2 separate regions of the Homo sapiens genome follow, and region 1 is linked to region 2. The links are chromatin loops, found by intact Hi-C in ENCODE. Cell type or tissue: PC-3. All regions are shown on one strand. Each heading gives the region's core, and the rest is flanking DNA. Links, peaks and the distances in the headings are about the cores only.

Region 1 (11,882 bases), core at 2,280-10,279, 400 kb before region 2:
GACCTATACTTCTGTAATCAAAGCTTTCAGAAAAAGCAAGCTGCCAGTGCTCCCTTCTTCCATCTGAAGAAATGCAGTGTTTCCTCAGATCATCACTAACTAGAATAATCCAGCCCTGATAAGATTATTCCCTAAAATCCAGCACCAATCCCAAACTAAACCAAAATTTAAATTTAGATTCTTAGTGTTACTGGACGAATAACAAACACATGACACTTTCTGGAAGGAGACTGTCATTCCTTGAAAACCATTCAAGTTCCTATTCAGGTAAATGCATTTTGTGGAAGTAACTGCTGTTGGCTGATTTTGCTGGCCTTTGTTCTTCCCTGAGGCATTCATATGTCTCCTGTGGTGGTCATTGAATTTCATTACTGTGTTGGCTCAGTTTTAATGGTGAAGTCCCTGACTTCCTTCCAAGTACTGTTGAAAAGGATCATTCATGGATGTTTTTAAGGACTTTAGATACCCTTCACAGAAATTACAACACATTCATGAACTGAACTCTTCCCCCAGGAAGTTGTAATGCAACAGGGGGGGATGCCTCTGGAGTTCTGCTACCATGGTTTCTGCGGCATGTGGGAGGATTGCATCAGACAGTGAATATCACTTATTCCACAGTCATAAGAAAGCACATTGCAAAAATGTGCAGGCCTTACATATCCCAGCATTGACAGTGTCTCTCCGAGGTCTGGGTTCAGGAGGTAGGAAAAGCACTGTGACCAAAATAACAACAGGATGAGTCCAGGTACCAATGTGAACTTCCTCCAGTATCCATTAGTGTGAGTCAGAGCACAGATGACTGTTGTTAAGAGAGAGATGTGTTACTGAGGAAGATAAGCAGCAGCCCCTTGCCAATCCTTAGCAGCAGCTTGAAGCGAAGGGGTTGAGTTGCAGGATGGGCACTAAACGCAGATGTGAGAGAAAGAGCAATGGACTTGGAATCATGACTTTGGGGAATTCATGTCACTTTTTTGGGACTTAGTTTCTTGGTTTATAAAATGAAGAGGCTGGGCTCTAAAGTTCATCCCAGGGATATGTAGGTTTTGGTAAGAGACTGGGAATGGCAAGTTCTGGGAGCTGGAATTGCTTAGAAGGAGTGGTCTGTGTAAGCACCCTAGTAAGAAGCTTGGGTCAGCAGGAGAAAATGTGAGGGTACTGGACATCTCTAAGGGAAAGTAAGGGGAGCATAGCAAGGGCGTGGAGAGTCCTTGAAGCCTTACCTCATAGCTGTGCTAAGGGTCATCCTTGAATTGAAGATTGAGCAGAAGCAAGGGCTATTTACAGTTATTATTCAACAAACATTTATGGAGTGCTTTTTACATTAAAGATACTGTAGTAAGCACAGTAAGGCAATAAGGACAAGTGATCCAGAGATTCACTACTTAAAAGCAGACAAACACAAATGCTCTAAGAGCAGAGTGTGATGAGTACCATGGATGGCTTTTGGATAAAGGGCAGTGGGAGAAATAAGGGAGAGATTAATTTAGATCCCTAGGGGTGTCCCTTGGAAAAGAAGTAGTGTGGAAGAGGTAGGAAAGGCATTAAACAAATTGGTTCTTGATTATAGAGAACCTCAAAATCCAAATAGTGAAACCGCCTTTGCAAAATTATGACTGAGATAGTGAAAGAGATGTAACTTAACCGACTCCATCTTGCTTCTAACCTCCAAGCTGTCCTTGTTCATTCTTGGGCGTAAGTTGAACTAACTTTGAGAGAAACTTAGTTTACAGTTTAAACAAAGACGGTAACAGCCTTTTCCCAAAGCAGACCTCCTTCTTACCCGGGGACTAGATTGCCTTCGTAGGACTAACATTAGCCACAAGATTAAAAATTATGGTTTAGGAGTCATGCAGCTGGAGAGTGTGACCCTCCCTAAACTGCTCCTAAGATCAATGCTTGAACTATTTTGTAGACCCTGCACTTGATGGATCAGCTGGCACCACCCAAATCAATAAACTGGCTCATCTGACCTTGTAGCCCCCACCCAGGAACTGACCCAGCACAAGAAGGCAGCTTCGACTCCCTATGATTTCATCCCTGACCAATCAGCACTCCTGGCTCATTGGCTTTCCCCCACCCACCAAGTTATCCTTAAAAATTCTGCTCCCCGAATGCTCAGGGAGACTGATTTAAGTAATAATAAAACTCCGGTCTCCCTCACAACCAGCTCTGCGTGAATTACTCTTTCTCTGGCAATTCCCCTGACTTGATGAATTGGCTCTGTCTAGGTAGCGGGCAAGGTGAACCCCTTGGGCAGTTACCATAGTATGGTCTGGTCTTTTTCTGTGTGCAAGGTATAACCAATTGAAGATATTTTGAAGAAGATGTAGAAGTATGTGGGATGACTGAAGGCAGATAGACCCCTCTAGATGTCACAGCAATATTCTAAACAAGAAGTAATAACATTGGAAAGGCAGTGCCTCTCTGGTGGCTGAATCAATAGAATTTTGGTATACAGTTAGATATAGGTGTGGGAAGGGAAAATATGACCCAAGGTGATGTTCAAGTCTTCAGTCCAAAGAATTGGAAAGGTGGCAATGTCATGTCAGCAACCAAGATAGAGAATGTAAAAGGAGGAATGGCTTTGGGACAAACAAGAATAGGATGAGGCTGGGCACAGTGGTTCATGCCTGTAATCCCTGTGCTTTGGAAGGAAGAGGTGGGAGGAATGCATGAGGCCAAGAGTTCGAGATCAGTCTGGGCAACATAGAGAGACCCCATTTCCACACAAAATTAAAATTAAAATTAAATTGTCTGGGCCTGGTGGTGCATGCCCATAATCCTAGCTACTTGAGAGGCTGAGTCAGGAAGCCTGCTTGAGCCCAGGTTTGAGGTTACAGAGAGCTATGTTTGTGCCACAGCTCTCCAGTCTGGGTGACAGAGCAAGTGAGACTCTGTCTCCAAAAAAAAAAAAAAAAGATAAATGGATAAATTCAGTGTTGGATTTGTTAAATTTGAACTGCCCGTGGAAGAGCTAGGTTTTTTTTTTTTTAAGTTATTTTTATAAACTGAAGTTCCAAATTGGGATTGGAGAGGCCAGAGCTAGAACCTACCTATGGAAGTCTTCCACACAGAAATTATATTGAAGGGAGGGGATGAAAGTGCCAGTGGATTCTAGATGGGGTGAGAGCAGTGAGAGCAGGATTGGATGAGGAAAACAAGGTGGGAGGACTATCTTTTTTTTTTTTTTTTTTTTTTGGTACAGAGTCTTGCTCTGTCACCTGGGCTGGGGTGCAGTGGCATAATCTTGGCTCACTGCAACCTTTGCCTTCCAGGCTCAAGCGATCCTCCCGCCTCAGCCTCCTGAATAGCTGGGACTATAGGCACATGCCACCATGCCTGGTTAATTTTTGTGTTTTTTGAAGAGACAGCATCTCACTATATTGCCCAGGCTGGTCTTGAACTGCTAAGCTCAAGGAATCTACCCTCTTTGGCCTCCCAAAGTGTTGGCATTACAGGCATGAGCCACCATGCCTGACCAACTGTCTATTTTTTTAGAGGTGGATGGAAAAAGAAGCTCTAGTAAAGGAGATAAAAAAGACATAGTCAAAGAAGAAAACTGTACATGGTAGGACCATGCTACAAAAGCCCAGTGAGGAAGAAGACATTTTCACAAAGGGGTAAACCTATTGTATTGAATTCAATAAAGAATTTAAGAAAGGAAAAGCCAAGAAGAGATGATTCCATTTGGTGAATAGGTAGTAACAAGTGATTGTCCAGTGTATAGAGCAGCCAAACTCTGTTTCTTTTGCAGAAAATTTGTAACCTTTCTTCAGAAGTTGATTATTTTTCTGATAGCCAGAGAAGCAATGGTAATCTTTTTCTTTACAACTAAAATAGAGATGGAAAGAAGTCTTTTCTTTTTGCTGGCATTGACCAGTTAGGAAAAGAAGAACTAGCTTCACTAAGCATTGTGTTTTATTGCTTTTTTGAATCCAAGAAAAAATATTTATATTTTCAGCATTTCCCAATATTTATAACTTTATTGGGCCAAAACCTACTTTATTTATGTATTTATGTATTTATTTATTTATTTTTGAGACAGAGTCTCGCTCTGTTGCCCAGGCTGGAGTGCAGTGGCATTATCTCAGCTCACTGCAAGCTCCGCCTCCCGGGTTCACGCCATTCTCCTGTCTCAGCCTCCAAGGAAAGAAGATATTAACACAGTTAGCTAACAAATATAAGTGCCATAGTGCTTTTAAGTCTCCATCTTCTTAATTTTAATGTGTTTAGGACTTGTCAGGTTAAGTGAGCCACCAAATGTCAATGAGATTTGATATTTGTGGAAGAGATTACTAGTTGCTCATTATCCATTTCCCCTTTTGCTTTAGCAGGAGAACCCATATATTATTGGGACACTTATGTGCCCAGATTTGAAGACAAACCACATTTTCCAACCCCTCTTGACTCAACGTATCCATACACTATGTTCAGGCCAATGAAATAGAGCACGAATTGTTGGAATCATTGGGAGGGGTTTCCAGAAGTTTACTTACAAGAGAGACAGCTAAGAAAAAGTCTTTTGGCTTCTCCTTCCCCTTTCCTGTTTCCTACCTAAAATTTACCATGGTTGTAGCCCCAGCATCCTTTTTAGACAATGAATTGACCTAAACTGTGGTGGAGCATGAAGACAGGAGCCTGAGTCTCCTCTGCTTTGTGGAGCTGCCACGCCAAGCTTGGACTGCCACATCTGGACTTCTTTCAGGTGACAAAAGAAATCTGTGTGTGTTCTAGTCACTGCTATTTTGAGTTTTCTGTTATTGTAGGTGAACCTAATCCTGATATAATATGACCTTAGTAACAAGAGAAACTTTTGATCAAGGAAATTTGCTCTATTCTATGTATCTTGTTTAAATAAAAGCATTTTTATTTCTCTGATTGTCTTTTTCTCTAGCATAATTCAGATGAGATTAGACCAATTACCTGGATATTTTAAATTGTTTAAATATTTTTGACTTCATTTGGACATAAAAATATGCCCCAGGTGACCAAGTATTTCTTGTTTTCTTATTTTTAGCACAACTGAAATAGACTCTTAAAAGATTCTTTGAAATAAAAGAATGCCCCCCTTGTTGTTTAGCAGCCGAGTGATAAGTTCCAATCAACAATTTCATAATGGAAAATCGAGGGAAGGTTAGGTGAAGGGGAAACTGCTGGTTGGAGTTGTATATAAACTAAGACCACAAATATGAGAAGCCATTGCCTTGTGGTTTGTGAATAAAATAGCTCCGTCCAGCACCTTCCCTGTGGTTTCCTTACTCTGGACTACACTTTCTTCACAGTTTTCCCAAACCTTAGCTTCAGTGAAGCTGCAACCTCCTGATCCCTTTCTTCCTCTTTGATCTTTTTATTTTCTGAATATGTTACTATCTCCTTGTTATCTTTCTCTATTCCTTCAGTCCCTTCCTCAAAGTACCTTGTTACAGACTCTTTTCTTTCTGTTAATGGTTATCACATTTGGTGGATAAGCTATGAACAGAAAGGATAAATATTCTTTTCCTCTGCTTGTTCACTAGTCAGCCACCAAGTTCTATTGATTTAACTTCCAAAATATCTCTTGGATTGATCCTCTCCTGATATCCTCATTTCCACCTCCTCATTGAGCTGTTTCGATAGCTTCTTCGGTCTTCCTGCCTTTGCGTCTGGGCTTCCCACCTCAACCATCCTACACATTGCTGCCAGATTTGTCTTCCTGAAGCATAATTCTAATCATATTACCTAGTAAATCTCCCCATAACACTTTTGTTTCTTCTTTAATTTATTCACTCATTTAAGAACTATTCTCTGGGTACCCATTAGGTGCTATGAATGGCTGGAGGCCCTAAGAACATCAATATAAGTAAGACCCAGTACTGGTGAAGGTAGGGGTTACCAATACACAAGCAGGAATAATTACCAGAGAACAGAGCAGGAACAAAAACCATGGCCTTGGGATTCAGAAAAGACTTTTAAGAGGTAATATCTGAGCTGAGTCTTGAAAGCCGAATAGATTTTAGCTGGCTGACAAGGGCGTAAGGGAGAAACGAAAAAAATACCCTAGCAGAAGAAACATCATGACAAAAGGCTTGGGGGGCAGCAGTAACTTGTGTGTACAAAGAAACAGAAGCAGCGGTTTCTAAAATGTGAAGTGTGACACTACGGTTGGGGCTGAGTCTAGAGAGGTGGCCTGAGTGATTTTAAATTTTCTCAAATTTCATTTCCTGTAGAATGTAAGGACTAAGCAACATTTCTTAGTTTGCTTAAATATGAGAAATGTTTCCTTGGGTTCATTTTCTTCACTGATACCACTTTTCACGTCTTGCTTGCAGTCTAAGGAGCTGCAGGGTAGGGACAAGGGTTTGTAGGTCCGGAGTCAAGATGTGTTCCCAGCCCAGCTCCCCCTGATGCACTTGATCATTTACACTGGACTCTAGATTTGTGTTGAAGGTTGACTTTCTGTTCCCCCTTGGTGAAACCTTCACAGACTACTAGATGCCATAGCAGGGGAAGTTTCCCTTGAGTGCTTTGCTCAGGGTCTCCCTCTCTTAAGCTCTCCAATTTCCCCTCCTTACATTGCCTGGCATTAGGTGACTGGGTGTTTTATTCTTCTTGATGCCATTTCTTTCCAGCAGATGCGGTCAGTGTTAATTGTCCTGCTAGTAGCCACTAATTTGACTTATATATAATCCTTGCATTTTAAAATCTTTTTTTTCAAATTCAATCCTTTCCACTGTTCTAGTTACTTGGATCCCTCATTTGTGGTCATATTCTATTCTTTTCTATCTTTCTTGCACTGAAAGGCACTTGGAAGATTTGAACCACTCAAGACTATAGACCTACACAAAGGCATGCTGGAACATTCTAACGTGGCTAATTACGGAGGATCTGCTGTCCTCTTTTCCACCGAGCAAACTTTGAAATCCTTCTAAACGCTGTTCGAATATCACCTCCTTTGTGAAAAGCCTGACTCTACCAGGCAAAATTAGCCACTTTGGACCCCCATAGCTTTTTCTTTTTTCCTTATAGAGACAAGGTCTCGCTCTGTTGCCCAGGCTGGAGTGCAGTGGCATGATAGTGGCTCACTGCATTATTGTAGCCTTGAACTCCTGGACTCAAGTCATCCTCCTACCTCAGCCTCCTGAGTAGCTAGGACTACAGGCGAACGTCCCACCCCCCAACCCATAGCTTTTTAATGTATGTGTCTATTCTGAAACTTAACACCTTGACTTCTTGTATTATGGTTTATCTGCATTACTGTCTCCCCCACTAGATGGTGATATCCTCAAGGGGAGGAATTGTGATGTTTACCCTTGTGACATTCATTCATTCAACACATTTTGAAAATATATACTGTGTACCAGGAGCTAAACATACACATGACTCATACTCAGTACAAAAGAGACACATATGTGTACTAATAGATAATACACTCCAATGACAGACAGATAAACAGGCACTTATACTTCATTTTTGAAAATGCGATGCTGGGAACAGTACAGAGGAACAGATAAGAAGGTCAGCTCACTTTGGAGATCAGTGAGGGCTTCCTGTAGGAAGTACCATGTGAGGTAAGAGTAGACCAAAGCCAGAAATAAATGGGATAGAGCGTAGAATGGAAGCAAGGAGGCCAAGCATTCTTAGATACAGAGGAAATAGCTCAAAACTCCAGAAGTGAGAAGACACAGTGTATTTAAGAATTAAATACTGTTAAGCCTGTCTGGAGCTAAAAAAAGACTGTTAACATGAGACTCGAGAATTAAGGAGGGACAAAAATCATCAAATGACTCAAGGGCACAGACTATGGTTTATTTAAATTTCTTCCTCTCTCCTGTGTTTGTACTTATCAAACAGGTGATTGGTTAATAAATGTTCATGGAAGGGAGCAAAGAAAAAAACAAATGGCCCAGCACTCCAGTGGGTAGTATATATTAGAAATAATATGAAATGCAGATTTTGCCTGCCTTCAGTGTCACTGGATAGACAAGACGTTATCTGTCAACATTGGTAAATACTAGGCCCCATTTGATTTAATATCCAAAAAGAGTGGTACACGTAAGTGTGGTTAAGTCTGGAGAGATTGCTGTGACCAGGGATTGCCAAGGGAGCCTGCATCAATGAGATGGAACCTGAACTGCATCTGTAGGGTGAGTATGGTCTAAGAAGAAAAGAATAAAAAGGCATTCTGTGATCTTTTCAGAAGTATTCGAAGCGAATTAGTTAGTTTGTTGGATTAGCATCTAAAGCTATACTTTATTCGGACTTGCCAGTCAGTTTGTATAAAATCACAAGTGGAGTTTATGCTAATAACTTATTTTTTAATAGTCATGGCCTCTCTCTTCTCCCTAGGCGTTTCTGAATTTAAAAGTTTAGGGAAAATAAAAAACATTTCCAAAATTGTGAGAGTCAAGGTAAATTATTTATTGATAACAATACTATCTTAGTCCAGTTTCTGTTACTAGAACAGAATAGCACACACCAGGTAATTTATACAGAAAAGAAGTTTATATCTTACAGTTCTGGAGGCTGGGCAATCAAAGGGCATGGCTTTAGCATCTGGTTAGGGTCTTTGGGATGCATCATCCCATTGTGGAAAGATGGAAGAGCAAGTGATCATGCGCAAAAGAGAAAGCATGAGGGGCTGGGCTCACTTATTAACAACCTACTCTCAAGATAACTAACACTCCCACAATAATGGCATTAATCCATTCATGAGTATAGAGCCTTCATGACCTAATTACTTCTTACAGGCCCCCACCTTTTAATACGGTTAGACTGGCAATTACACTTCAACATGAGTTTCAGAGGACAAACATGTAAACCATAGCAAACAGTAACACAGAACTAAATATTTGGTTCTCTCTCGCCAGTTAGATAATTTATATCTTATTGGAATTACAGCCATTTTAGTAATACATCTACCTGCTATTTAAAGGACAAAATTTAATTGTGACACTTGTGACCAATACTCAGGAATTATGTAAACCATGAATTAACTATGTTCAAAACACAATTGGTCTGCAGATAATTTATGGTAGCTCATGGCCTTAGTCATACTAACAAAGTCTTAAGCAATTGAACAATAATGTACATGGTAAAAAATCTAGGAGGCAATAAATGCTGCTTTTTAAAAGGTGAAAAATCTAAGCAAATTGAATAACCCAATTCACTGTAGAAATAATTTATCCTGAATAAACTTTGTGTTTGAACAGACAATAACATGGACAATCATTTGTAAGCAGCAAAATAAGACATAATTTGTTGTTGCAGAATTTAAAAAGCAAATGCCATAACCTTTAGATTGTCCAGTAATTTCTTTTGAGACCAGTAATTTTAATAATGTATCTCTCAAACAGCTTTGCTACTATGACCAAATGCTTAATGAATGATCATTTACATAGAAGAGGAATAAAAACAAGAAACTTTTATTATTTAGTTTATGCTTTGAGTAACTCTAGGGCTCTCACACACCAGATGTCTCTTAACCTTTGGGATAAGGAAATGATTTGCTATTTAGTCAGATAAAAGACCCTAATTTTGTGGTATACATAACAACTGTCAGTTTTAAAAATTATTATCATTAATGATTATGTGAAATCAGTATAAATTTTATGTATGGAAATAAGCCACCCATATTTTATTTTATTTTTTAAAAAGTGTAACCTTATCTCACATTTTATTAGCTAATTTAGCTGTGTAGTATTAATCCTTTGGCATCCATTTGCATTCTATTTTCATTTATCTATTCTGTTCCTCCTTCCTCCCTCCCCACCATCACATTATCCTCAAACACTCATTGTATACTCTGTGTGTATGACACTGCATTACGATATGCAGGCTTGCTGGATCTCAGCCATTCTAGCTAAATCACACTCCCTAAAAAAACTTACCCTTTGGAGAACAATATTTCTTGTGAGGTATGACATTAAACTCTGTACAGTAGCAAAACCCATTTGAGCTTTTTTTTCCAAAGAAATTAAATTCCAAAAGTGCTGAGATGTTAAGCAATGGATAAAACAAGGGAGTAAATTATTCATAAATGTATTAATAAATATTTCAGTGCTAAATGGAGTCCTGGTTAACGTACATTAATATCTTAGTAAGTGAAATTCTTTGAACGTTTTATATGTTACAATTTAAAGTATTTAGTATTACTGACCATGAATCTATAGATAAAATATTTAACAAAAGTCACTAATAAATATGAAAAGGGCACTTTGGGAAGTTTTAATAAATGAACTCATTCATAGTGCAAGACATTTACAGGCAAACATACTTATTTATCATACCCTAAATCTGATTTTATTGTATGATTAGGATTCTTTCCATTTGAAATAGGTTGTCAAGATGAATTCTGAACACAAATATGAAGAGTATCATTGCTGTTTCATTAAGTGCACAGCCTCTCACCATATTGTGCATATGTCCCTGAAATGTTTTTGAATGCGCTTTATAAACTCAAATTGTAATTTTATTATTTCAACTTTTAGCAAACAGTGCATTTTCAAAAATTTGACATTTTTGCATAGGTGGGATGAAGAATGTATTGGTCCTGTCAACCGCAAAACTGTTACTTTGGTCACTCACTGCACACTAGTGATAACACATAGCTGCTCACATTTAACGGGAACATTAAATAATCTCACTAATTTTTATGTATGCAGCACAGTAGAATAGCCTTTCAGAAAATGTTCTACAGCATGGCACTTTTGACATTTTGGGCCCGATAATTCTTGGTTGTGGGACTGTCCTATCCTGTGCAGCGTACGATGTTCAGGAGTATCCCTGGCCTTTACACACTAGATGCCAGGAGCAGCTTCAACTAGTTGTGACAACCAAAAATATCCCTAAACATTGCCAAATGTCCTCTGGAGGACAAAATCATCCCCTATAAAGAAGTTCTATTTTACCATAACATGTTTTATAGGAGGAATTTAAGCTTAGGAGTCCTAACATAAGGAAGTCTTGAAAATCCTTTATCTTAAATGACAGATATGATCAGCAGTCTGCAGTGATCACTCTTCTATAATCAACTTTACTGAAGTATAATTTATATACAATAACATGCAGATGTTAAGTGCACAGTTTGATGAATTTTAATAGATGTACCCATGTAACTTTAACCCCAACTAAGATATAGAACATTTCCATCACCTTAAAAAGTTCCATTCTGCTACTTTGCGGTCAATCTGGCTTACGCTAATCCAGACCCTGCCCCAGAAATGCGCTGATTTCCATCCCAATAGAGTAGTTTTGGCTGCTGTGGAACTTCATATAAATGGAATAAGAAAGTACAGGTATATACCCTTTTACGTCTGACTTCTTTCACTCAATCTAATCTCTGTGAAATTCATCCATATTGTTGTGTATATCAGAAATTTGTTCATTTTTATTTCTTAGAAATATCCATTTGTTTGATTACGTGACAATTTGTTTATTCATTCACCTGTTGAAGGACTTTGGGTTGTTTCCAGTTTTGGGCTATTACAAAACAGCCATTTTGAACTTTCTCTCACAAGCATTTTTATAAACATGTGTTTTTATATCTCTTGGGTAAATACCTAGAGCTGGAATTACTGTATCATAAGATAGATTTTGTTTATCTTCATAGGTAAATGGATGTACCATTTTACACTCTCACTAATAATGTGCAAGAGTTCCAGTTGTTCCACATTTTCACCCACACACTTGGTATTGTTATGATCTCTAGGGGTATCTCATGGTGATTTTAATTTACTTTTCCCTAATGATGTTGAATATATTTTCATGTGCTAAGTAGCCATTCATGCACCTTCTTTTGTGACGTGTCTGCTTAAGGCTTTTGCCCATTTTTAAGTTGGGTTATTTTCTTGTTGAGTTGTAAGAGCTCATTATATATTCTGGATACAAGTCCCATACTTTTGTGT
Region 2 (11,882 bases), core at 1,871-9,870:
AGCAGCCATCTGGGGTCTTTTGTAGCCCCACAGTTTGTCTTATATATGGCAAGAAGGTGTTGTGTGCAGTTTCACAGGTTATGCAAAGCAGGTGGGCTCTAAAAGGGTAAAAAAAAAAAAAGGGGGCTATATTTACAGCAATTGGATGTGCAAGAATTTGAGTTTGGTGCCGGCAGGCTTGAGTTAATGATCCTGGGGTGTGGTACAGAAGTAAACACCATGGGTGTCAATACACAGAGGCCGACTTGAACCCATTTATTCAACAGTAATTTGTTTATTATTTATTATTTTTTTTGAGATGGAGTCTCACTCTGTTGCCCAGGCTGGAGTGCAGTGGCACGATCTCGGCTCACTGTAACCTCTGCCTTCCAGGTTCAAGTGATTCTCCTGCCTCAGCTTCCTGAGTAGCTAGGATTACAGGCATGTGCCACCACACCCAGCTAATTTTTGTATTTTTAGTAGAGACAGGGTTTCACCATGTTGGCCAGGGTGGTCTTGAACTCCTGACCTCAGGTGATCTGCCCACCTCAGCCTCCCAATGTGTTGGGATTAAAGGTGTGAGCCACCATGCCCAGTATTCAATAATAACAAAAAATGAGATTCATACTGACCACTGCTTTGCAACACACCTTTTCCACTTAAGCTCTATGGACCTCTTTCTGGGTCTTTATGTCTATATTCTTCAACATTCTTCAAGCTTTTTTTTATGAAGTGGAATTTTTTTCCCCCAATGCATGAAGTGGAATTTTTTTCCCCCAATGCATTGTTTCATGGAATAAATATATGGAAAAAAAATACACACACACACACACACACTACACACACATATCTATATGAAAATTATATATATACATTATATATATGTATATACGTGTGTGTGTGTGTGTGTGTGTTGGAGAGAAAAGAGTGAAATTCTGCTTGCTTTTGCCAGCTACCCCCTTCTGGCTTTCTGTTAAAGTCTAAGGCGATAAGCCTCTGCTATTATAAAATATTTTAATGGTTTTATGATATTCTGTGTAATAAGATTACTTAATGACCTGTTTGACAGACATTTTTATTTTTTTCCTAATTCTTCATATCATAACATTGCCATGAATGTCCTTGTAATCAAATCTATACATATTTCCATAATTATTCTTTGGTAAATTTTTTTCAAAACACATGACTATTTTTATAGTTTTTGGATTTTTATTTTTTCTTAACTATGGTTATATTCTATCCCTGAAGCTGGCAATAATTTTCCTTGAGAGAAGAGAATGAAATAAAAAATTAGTTGGGAATTTATTGCCTCTGTCACAAAAACACAGGTTAAGAGATGGGCCAGGTGGGCAGTTTCCAGGGTTCCAGTTCATAGGAGGGGCCAAGACAACACCAAAATGTAAGGAGATGGAAAAACTAGATTCACCAGAATTCCTCTTAGAAAAAGTCTCAGTGGGTGGTTGGAAAGAATACTTTCATAAAGGGCTGAAGATGGGGAAAGAGAGACAAGACGTCCTCAGGAACATGCTTGTAAAATAACATGTTCAAGGAATTGCCTTTTATTCAAAGTCCTTTTACTTTTATCCAGTCCTTGAACTTTTATTGAAAGTTCAAACCACAGAGCTGGTTTGGCAAAGTGCATTGTACATATTTATTGACCTCCCCTGCCCTTGCTGTAGTTTTCAGTGATACCTCTAAATATTAAAGAAATATAATATTAAACTAATTAAACTAGCATAGCTTTTTTAAAAAGTTCCAGATTAACAGATTTGCATGTCCAAGGATGCTCTGTCCCCCTCAGACTCATGCTCTCACTACTCTACTCTGTTCCAGTCCTCTCTCCAGCTCTCTGGAAACCCACTCCAAAGGGGCACTCACCACCTCATCTCTGCACAGGACTTCCCTTCCACCTCCCAGTCTTAACTTGCCTCCTCTGAGAGGCAGTATTTACCTGCAGCTCTCTTTGAATAAAGGCTGTTCATTTCCTGTGCCCTATGTGTCTCCATAAAGAGAGTGTCCCCACCTCCTCTTGCTGCTTGAGGAAGTGTAAAGTAATGTACAGGAGTCATCTTTTTTTTTTGAGACAGAATCTCACTCTGTTGCCTAGGGTGGAGAGCAGTGGCACAATCTCAGCTCACTGCAACCTCTGCCTTCAGGGTTCAAACGATTCTCGTGCCTCATCCTCCCAAGTAACTGGGACTACAGGCGCACTCCACCAGGCCCAGCAAATTTTTGTATTTTTAGTAGAGACAGGGATTTACCATGTTGGCCAGGCTGGTCTCGAACTCCCAACCTCAAGTGATCTGCCCACCTCAGCCTCCCAAAGTGCTGGGATTACAGGCGTGAGCCACTGTGCATGGACAGGAGTCATCTTCGACCAGACGAAAGACAGCAGTGCTGAAAGATAACAGCCCAAACCCTGCCCATGTCCTGCATTGGGCCCACTTTTCACAGGCTCTTCGTGGTGTTTTCTACTTGGCATGGTTCCCTCCAAGAACTTTCTCAGCAGTCCTTACCAAAATCAAATCTGTTGTTAGACATGTTGCTTAGGCCGGGTGCGGTGGCTCACGCCTGTATTCCCAGCACTTTGGGAGACCATGGCAGGCGGATCACCTGAGGTCAGGGGTTCAAGACCAGCCTGGCCAACATGGTGAAATTCCGTTTCTACTAAAAATACAAAAATTAGCTCTGTGTGTTGGTGCATGCCTGTAATCCCAGCTACTCAGGAAGCTGAGGCAGGGGAATCGCTTGAACCTAGGAAGCGTAGGTTGCAGTGAGTTGAGATCATGCCACTACACTCCAGCCTGGGCGACTGAAACTCCGTCTAAAAAAAAAAAGACGTGTTACTTAGAAACAGCATCAATGACAACAACAAATAACCTGATTAAAAATGGGCAAAGGAACTGGAGAGACATTTCTGCAAAGAAGATATAAAAATGGCCAATAAACACATGAAAAGATATTCAAGATTTCTAATCACTAGGGAAATGCAAATGAAAACCACAATGAGATACCACCTCACACCGATTTGATGACTACTATAAAAAACAAAAACAAAAAGTATTGGCAAGCATGTGGAGCAATTGGAACCCTTGTGAATTGCTGATGGGAATGTAATGGGCAGCCCCTGTGTAAAACAGTATAGTGATTCCTCAGACAATTAAAAATAGAATCACCGTATGCTCCAGCAATTCTACTTCTGGGTATATACATGAAAGAATTGAAAGCAGGGACTCCAGTGTATTTGCACATCCATGTTCATAGTAGCATTGTCCACAATAGCCAAAAGGTAGAAGCAACTCAGTGTTCATTGACAGATGAAAGGATAATGAATGGGTAAACATATGCGATGTATATGTACAATGGAATATTATTAAATTTGAAAAGGGAATGAAATCCTGACATATGCTACAGTATGGATGGGCCTTGAGGACATTATACTAAGTGAAATAAACCGTCACAAATGGACAAATACAGTATGATTCCTCTTATATGACATACCTAGTCAATTTCATAGAAACAGAAAGGATGGTGGTTGCCAGGGGGTGGGGAGAGGGGATAATGAGGAGTTAGGATACCAACAAAGGGCAGAAACAACCCACGCTTATCGGAGCCATCCCCTCACCCTAGACACATATTCTCTTACATAATTTATTCCTCTTATTTTCTAAACTTAGCAGATATAATTCAGTGCCTACAGCTTCATTCGTGGGCCTCTTCCAATATTCTCTTTTCAAGATAGCAATTCCAAATTTGTATACTTTTGAGTGACTTTGCATCTTAATGTCTCCTTTACCCTCCCTTTAGAGCAGGCTGATTTGGAGAAAGAATACCTGGCGAGTACTGCAAAACAGGACAGCCATCAAAGATTCTTCCCTGATGACATCTCAGTTTCTTTTTTCTTTTTCTTTTCTTCTCTTTTCTCTTTTCTTTTCTCTTTCTTTCTTTCTTTCTTTCTTTCTTTCTTTCTTTCTTTCTTTCTTTCTTTCTTTCTTTCTTCCTCTCTTTCTCTCTTTCTTTCTTTCTTCCTCTCTTTCTTTCTCTTTCTTTCTTTCTTTCTTTCTTCTTTCTTTCTTTCTTTCTTTCTTTCTTTCTTTCTTTCTTTCTTTCTTTCTTTCTTTCTTTCTTCTTTCTTTCTTTTTCTCTCTCTGTCACCTAGGCTGGAGTGCAGTGGTGTGATCTGAGCTCACTGCAACCTCCAACTCCCGGGTTCAAGCGATTCTCTTGCCTCAGCCTCCTGAGTAGCTGGGACTACAGGCATGAGCTACCACACCTGGCTAATTTTTGTACTTTTAGTGGAGATGGGGTTTCATCATGTTGGCCAGGCCGGTCTCGAACTCCTGACCTCAAGTGATCCACCCTCCTTGGACTCCCAAAATGCTGGGATTACAGGTGTGAGCCACCATGCCAGGTGACATCTCAGTTTCGTGAGCATCAACGTGGCCTCTGTTCTCTCCTTATGAAAACAGTTCTTTTCCCACTTTCCTGGCAGCTTCCCTGCAGCCCTTCTCCTCATCAAACAACTATTACGTAAAAATTTTAAAATTTGATGTTCTAATCATAAAAATGCATTCTTCTTATTGTTGTTATTATTTGAAAATTAAATGACCCCAAAATAGGCACACAGCAGACATAACTTGTTTTTTTCAGCTATTTGTAAAGGAGCTGAAAAGGTTAGATTAATCCAAGTAGTTTTACTTCAGATGTTGAGTACAAAATGGGATGTAAACTTGAGTTATAGTATTTTTCTTCAATCTGCTCCTTTTTAAAGGTATAATCCTGTTTGTTAAATGAATTTTACTTAACTATGGAAATAAATGTATCCAGACTGGAAAACTGGTTCCAATTTTTAAACTCTTCCATACTTAGTGTTCTCAGAAGATCAGGGACCGATGAGGCCTGAGAAACTATTTCAGCCGTGCCCTCATTTCTCTCCTGAGGAAACTGTGTTCAAAGATGTCTTAAGTGATTTGATCCAAAGTCTTTCTGAGCAAGGTCTCAGCCCTGGCTTTCAGAATCCCAGCCTGCTGCGCTGCTGGTTCTTTCCAACATCATCATCAACAACCACCTACCAACACCCACGTTTCTCTTTGTGGACCTAACTTTAGAAAGGTTTGTTCCATCAAGCTGCACTTAAATAATAATCCTTTGTCAATTAAATATTCTGGTATCAGATAATCTCTGCTACCCTATTGAACGGACATAAGTCCAGCCAAAAGGACAGAAATGCCATATCATTTCTTTCTTTTTTTTTTTTAACTCATCCATGTTTCTGTTTATATATAGGATAACAAATTCAGAAACAATGGGAAAATAATATATGAAACCTTAATAGGAAATATAATAGAGATTACAAAACACCACCATTTGATTTTTTTATGCAAATACTTCAATATTCCAATATTTTTACTCACTTGTTAAATAAAGCACACGCCTCGAAATGCTAAATAATTCTGTTAGTCTAAATCTTTTAAAGAATAAAATGTTGGTGAAAAACCAAGATTGTTTAGTAAGGTATGTACGACCTTGTTTATTATCTATCATAGATATCAAGATGATCATAGTTAATACCAATTTAAGCTTTACAGAATAATGTTTTAGGCCCAATATTGATATATTAAATGAAGGTATCAGAGAATCTTGTATTTATGGCATCAGGTTATAAAGATCTATTCAAAACCATTTTTGTCAAAGTTTAAACCCTGGAACAAAAGTCAAATTGTTTCTAAATGAGACACAAAATGATTCTTGCTAATAGTACAAATTTTGTCCCATGGGTAATACTATTGTCTTTTTCTTTTTTAAAAAAATTATTTCGATTTTTATTTTAGATTCAGGGAAGACATGGGCAGGTTTGTTAGCTGGCTATACTTACCATTTCTTTTAAACGTTTTGACATGTTCAAATTGTTAGTTTCTGTTATTACCAGAGAGAACCACTAGAGGTCAGGGAAAACCCCTGCCCAGGACAGTGCTTCTGTCCTACCACCTGCAGCAGTCGGAACCCTCTGGATCTGTCTGTACAACAGAGACCCCAAAGCCCCCTTCCCAAGAAGCACTTGGTCTTGTGTCCCACATACTTAACTAATAGCATGTCTTTTTTCTTCTGCCTACTCATGGATTTGAGGCTAACATCCTTCCCTGCTTAAGTTGGATTTTGCACATTTTTTAATCTGCTCATGCGATTTAAACATCTTTCCATCTGGCTACAAAGGCACCTTAATTCCATTCCATTGGATTCCTTATATCCCGAAAGTAAATGCTTTCATACGTTTTTAATCAAATTTGATAAATTTTGATGAAAATTCTCTCGATAAATTTTGATACAAATTTTGATGATAATGTTGATGAAATCTGAAGAATTTTGATGAAAATTTGATGGAATTCTGCACTCTTTTCATATAATGTAAATCTGATGGGGCCAAAGCCTTAGAGATATAAAAATGACTTCTAAACATGACATAGTGTTTCACAGCTATATTATTTTAATGTCATACTTTTTTCTCAGGTTACTGCGATGAACCAATGGCTTTTCATTGACACAATTTGTTTCAATTATTTGTAGTCATCAGTTCTTTTTCAGTGATCAAAATGTCACAATTTAGCCAAAGGAAACTTTTAACTGGCCCACGTAGCCTTTTTACAAAAAATGCACAAAATATTTAAAGTATCTTTGCTTTTCGGCAACAAGATGCCACAGGCCCATTTTGTACATCTGGTCCCAGATGTGAGATCTACCAATTTTCCTAGTCCCAATTTCTCTCAGAGAAAGAAAGCAGGGACCCAACCATGAGCACTGTGGGAGACCACGGCAAGCGGATCACCTGCCGTGATATTAGAGACCCAACCATGAGCACTGTGATGTGCTTATCTGGCTTCGTGCTGCTGGGATGATAGAACTTATGGGCCGTTTCAATGGACGGTCATGGGAAAAGTATACATACACACAGACAAACATATGTCTAAGAAGTTCACAGCCATTTTCAAGTTAGTCCCAATATTACTTCACAACCATAATACGTAAATTCTTAATCCTATACTCAAACTATAATTGTGCTTCATTTTCTTTTTAATGGATGACTCATATTTGCCATTCTGAAGCTCTTGATTCATAACAAAGCTAACGTAATCACTTATTTATTTTAGATCCAAAGTAGGTCCAATAAAATAAATAGGTCCAAAATAGCGATACTGTACTAACTATAAAGCCACTAAGTAGAATTCCAGTGTTTATTTGTAAATTGCCTTTGTCCTTAGAGTGCAGGATACAGAGGGTATAGGATACAGAGTACAATTACTTTGATCTAGAGTACTCTGAAATAAATCCTCACTCTGTGGGTTACAGAAGTCTATCCAAATGTTTCCGTTCGTTTTCCGTTTGAGTTCTTAGGATTTTAGCTTTCACTTTCTGCTTAGAGTCTATATGGGGTCGGAGGCAAAAGGGTAAGTCAGTTTTATCACGAGGACAAATAGAAATATCCTAACAGTTCAATGTTCAAAGTACCAGAAAAAATTTCATTTATTCACTGTCTGCCTCACCTCCAATGACTTATTGCCCAGAAGTTACATGTACAAGATTTACATGTGCATAAAAAGCTGTACAAATCCATTCTGACTTCCAATATTCCTCTGAATATATTTAGGAGCTACAGTTTTGTGTATTCAATTAAATTTTAATTATACTACATCCGGTCCTGAGAGCTTTATGATTTATCTTCTTCCTCCCTGCACCCCAGCTTCCAGTTTTTCTTTTTTCTCTGTCATATATGACAGCATTCCCTTCCAATTAACACAGTATACATGTTAAGTATCATCATATCAAGTCACAGTTATAAATTATAATAGTTAGTTTTACAATATGTTTACTTGTATATGCCAAGACACTTTTCCTTGTTGCTGTTTTGTTTTGTTTTCTCTCTCTTTTTTTTTTTTTTTTTATTTGAGATGGAGTCTCACTCTGTCGCCCAGGCTGGAAGTGCAGTGATGCGAACTCACCTCACTGCAGCCTCCACCTTTCGGGTTTTAGCGATTCTCCTGCCTTAGCCTCCCAGGTAGCTGGGATTACAGGCACACGCCACCACGCCTGGCCAATTTTTGTATTTCTAGTAGAGACGGGGTTTCACCATGTTGGCCAGGCTGGCCTTGAATTCCTGACCTCAGGTGATCTGCCTGCCTCGGTCTCTCAAAGCGCTAGGCATCAGCCACCGTGCCCGACCCCTTGTTGCTGTTTTCTAAATATAGTAGTAATTATTAAGATAGTTTAATCTACCTAGAGGGATGTAAATGTATATAGTAGAATGGCATACTGTTGGCAAGGGAGATAGAGACCAATGCAGGGTTTTCAGGTTTTGTCAGAAATGTCCTTTTAACTTATAAGGCTGTAATTCTGACCTGAATTCTCTACACATGTATTTTTCTATTATCAATATTATTAAAGGCAGATAGTTCCATCGTTTTTTTAATCTTCAGTGGCTTTTGGATATGTACAGTCCAATAAGACATAATTCCGTTACATTGTTAAATAATTCTTTTAAATGTTAGGTATTATGCTTTAAAACTTTATCCAGGGGAGACTTCTGATTCTGCTTCTGATATAGAATGATTCAAAAGACTTTTCAATCTGGTGGTAACACAGATGTAAATCTGTGCACACACAAATTAAAATTGCATTATATTGTGGTATCAAAGAGTGTTGAGTGCAAGACAGCCTTGGTGCCTGGGATTCCAGAGAAGGGCATGGCTTTCACGGGTGAGCAGCGAGCTGCAGCCGTTTCCACGCCTGGGCAAGTCACTGATCTGGGCAGGGCTGGGCGGAAAGTGGGCTTTTTCCATAAAGTGGGCTCTTTTCTGAAAAAGTGAGCCTGGCACTCAGGCGCCTCTTCTGGCGTGAGCGGACGCCAGCCATGCTTTTATAATAGTTACGGTGTGGGCTGGAAGGACAGATTGGAATTTGCAAAAGCCCCAAATAAGAAAATAAACAAATCACACAGCCCCGTGATGCCACCCTCACTCCTGCAGTTATGCTGAGAAAGCCGCGGGAGGAAGCCTTGCCAAGCAGAGCTTGCATGCTTGCTTGTGCATCCGCACAGTGGTTGGTGCCTCGGCTCTCCTGAAGTTGAAGCCAAAAGTGAACCCAAACGCCTACGCTGCACTCCATCTCCTCCCAGCTGAAAGCCCCACAAGACCAAAGGCTTTGGGCCCTGGACCATGATGGCCCAGAAGGTCCAGGCTTGAGCTAGCCAGAGGTGAATGCACTCTGATTAGCGCTCCGGCCCAGCCCCACCACAGCTGAGCTAACTCTTGGTAGGTTTTAATGGTCAGTCCCTCAGGACAGCCACCAGCAACAAAAAGGCTTGCTCTTAAATTTTAAAAATTCTTCATATTCCACAAGAAACAATATATGGAAGACCCTTGTTTCATGTTTGTAGCAAATTCTAGTTGAAATACCCTTTAACTGCAATTCCATGATACATTGTATTTATGTCAAGTCTTTGCCCTTTATCTTCAGTGTAAGAACTCTAACCCTTCAGATGAAATAAAAATGTGCTGTGCTTGGCCGGGCACGGTGGCTCACGCCTCTAATCCCAGCACTTTGGGAGGCCACGGCGGGCGGATCACCCGAGATCGGGAGTTCAAGACCAACCTGACCGACATGGAGAAACCCCGTTTCTACTAAAAATACAAAATTAGCCAGGTGTGGTGGTGCATGCCTGTAATCCCAGCTACTAGGGAGGCTGAAGCAGGAGAATCACTTGAACCTGGGAGGCAGAGAGGCAGAGGTTGCGGTGAGCCGAGATTGTGCCATTACACTCCAGCCTGGGCAACAAGAGCGAAAATCTGTCTCAAAAAAAAAAAAGAAAGAAAAAAAGTGCTGTGCCTGAGATTTCTAACTGTGCATTTTATGGGGCCTGCATGATTACCACAGATATGTATTTGAGGAGAAAAACACTTAAATGTAAATGTTAAATTTCTTTTTCTACTACATCATCTACTTTTATCACTTTTTGAACTAAAAGGTATTTAATGTGGAAGGCCCCAATAAAAAATGATCTTTAAAAAAATAAATTTTTTAACCTAAGGAAAGATAATTTTTTACCATCCTTTTTTTTTTTTTAGGCTGCACCAAAAACTGAGGCTTAGCTGGTATACAAGACTGCCACTACCACCACCTCTATGCCCCCCACCTTCCTTTTAAGTTGCAATCTTTGGAAAATTAAAAATATTTTCCTATCTAGTTCATGGTTTATAACCAGTTCTTATCAGCCAAAGATGTACTTCTTCCTGAGTCTAAATCTATCTTGTAAAAATAAATTAATTGTTTTAAACAACTTTAATTCATACAGTCTCAGGTCTATCCACATTCTCTTACTCTAAATTCACACATTTATTACAAAATGAAAGAGTAAAGAGTTAAACATAAGGTCCTTATGTCTACAAATGGAAACTTGGTTTTCAATTAAATATGTATAGCTGTTTCTATGCAAGTCATTCCAAATAAGCAATTATTTTTAAGCTTCTGAGGTCTCTACACATTTTTGAACTCAATAACTGACGATGTGTTTTCATGAATCTTAGCTCTCCAATGTACTTGCTCCTTTGGAGAACAAGTTTCTAATTCTTATCAGTAAAGAAAGATTCCTACAAGAGGTGAATGTTGTGGGTTGTCACTCAGCATTCTTCTCACCCTCCTTCCAGCGTGCAGAGTCTAGGAAGTGAAATCATGTTCCAGGGTCCCTCGGGTACTGGAGGAAATTGAGCAAGTTAGCTTAGACTAATCAGGTGCACTCCCGAGAGTTTTGGAAGGCAGAGAGGGTGGAAGCCATGCTTCAACTGTTTATGCTGCTTCTGCTGACAAGGGCAGTCCTGCAGATGTTGGGATTTTTTGTGCCAGAATGCCAGCGTCTGGTCCTCAGTCTCATGGGTATTTAGAGAAAGGGGAGGGGGTGCCTGTGTGTTGCCAGTGCAGACCAGCAGTCTGTTATGGATTAAATTGTGCCCCAAACCTCCCAATTCATAGGTTGAAACTCTAACCTCCAGTACCTTAGATGTGATTGTATTTGAAGATAGGGCCTTGAAAGAGGTCGTGAAGGTTGAATGAGCCTGGGTGTGGTGGTTCACACTTGTAATCCCAGCACTTTGGGAGGCCAAGGCAGTGAATTGCTTGAGCCCAGTTCAAGACAAGCCTGGGCAACATAGTGAAACCCAGTCTCTATAAAATCTACAAAAAAATTAGCTGGGCATGGTGGCTCAGGCCTGTAGTCCCAGCTGCTTGGGAGGCTGAGGTGGGAGGATGGCTTGAGCCCAGGAGACCGAGGCTGCAGTGAGCTGAGATCACACCACTGCACTCCAGACCCTGTCTCAAATTAAAAAATTTTTTAAAAAAAGGTTGAATGAGGTAATAAGGGTGGGGCTCTAATCCAATAAGACGGGTGTCCTTCTAAAAAGAGGAAGGACCAGGGATGTGCATGCACAGAACAAAGGTGATGTGAGGACAGAAAGAAGGTGGCCATCTGCAAGCCAGAGAGAGAGGCCTGAGGAGAAACCAAACCCACGGACACCTTGTACTCAGACTTCCAGCCTCCAGAATTCTGAAAAATAAATTTCTGTTGTTTAAGCCACCAGACTGCAGTATTTTGTTATGGCAGCTCTAGCTGACTAACACACAGGCAAGGCTGGGACTGTAGCTAACTGTCGGGATTTGGGAGCTTGCTAGGTGGCAGCTGAGGTGCTAATGTCCTTACAGCCACCAGGTCCAGTGGCAGCCTCCTGGTGCCCAGCTTCCTCACTACAGCACAAGTAACAGCTCAGTGGTCATTCTAGGAGTTACACTGGAGATGGCCCAGCCTAGAGCTTGCTATTCTAGCCCTTTGTGAAATGTGGAAGCACTGAAGTCCGTATATCAAA

What was found. Hi-C counts contacts between places; a loop is a spot of excess contacts. Peaks named below come from ENCODE experiments on the same cell type or tissue, not always from the same donor. Only the 100,000 strongest peaks of a DNase experiment are listed, where the experiment ranks them.
Region 1: it touches region 2 in a loop (4-fold over the local background); 15 of 110 quality-filtered maps call a loop at or near these places.

The regions. Positions count from the first base shown.
Region 1 is chr1:220,273,985-220,285,866 of GRCh38, forward strand. No RefSeq gene overlaps it. Among named protein-coding and RNA genes, the nearest start is that of RAB3GAP2, 7.5 kb to the left of the region's middle. In PC-3, for the core only: a CTCF peak has its summit at 7,249 (motif pointing right); a DNase peak (open chromatin) is centred at 7,277; H3K27me3 peaks cover 3,189 bases.
Region 2 is chr1:220,674,334-220,686,215 of GRCh38, forward strand. No RefSeq gene overlaps it. Among named protein-coding and RNA genes, the nearest start is that of C1orf115, 10 kb to the right of the region's middle. RefSeq lists an enhancer at 8,545-9,045. In PC-3, for the core only: a CTCF peak has its summit at 5,940 (motif pointing right); a DNase peak (open chromatin) is centred at 5,938; H3K4me3 peaks cover 1,082 bases; H3K27ac peaks cover 983 bases.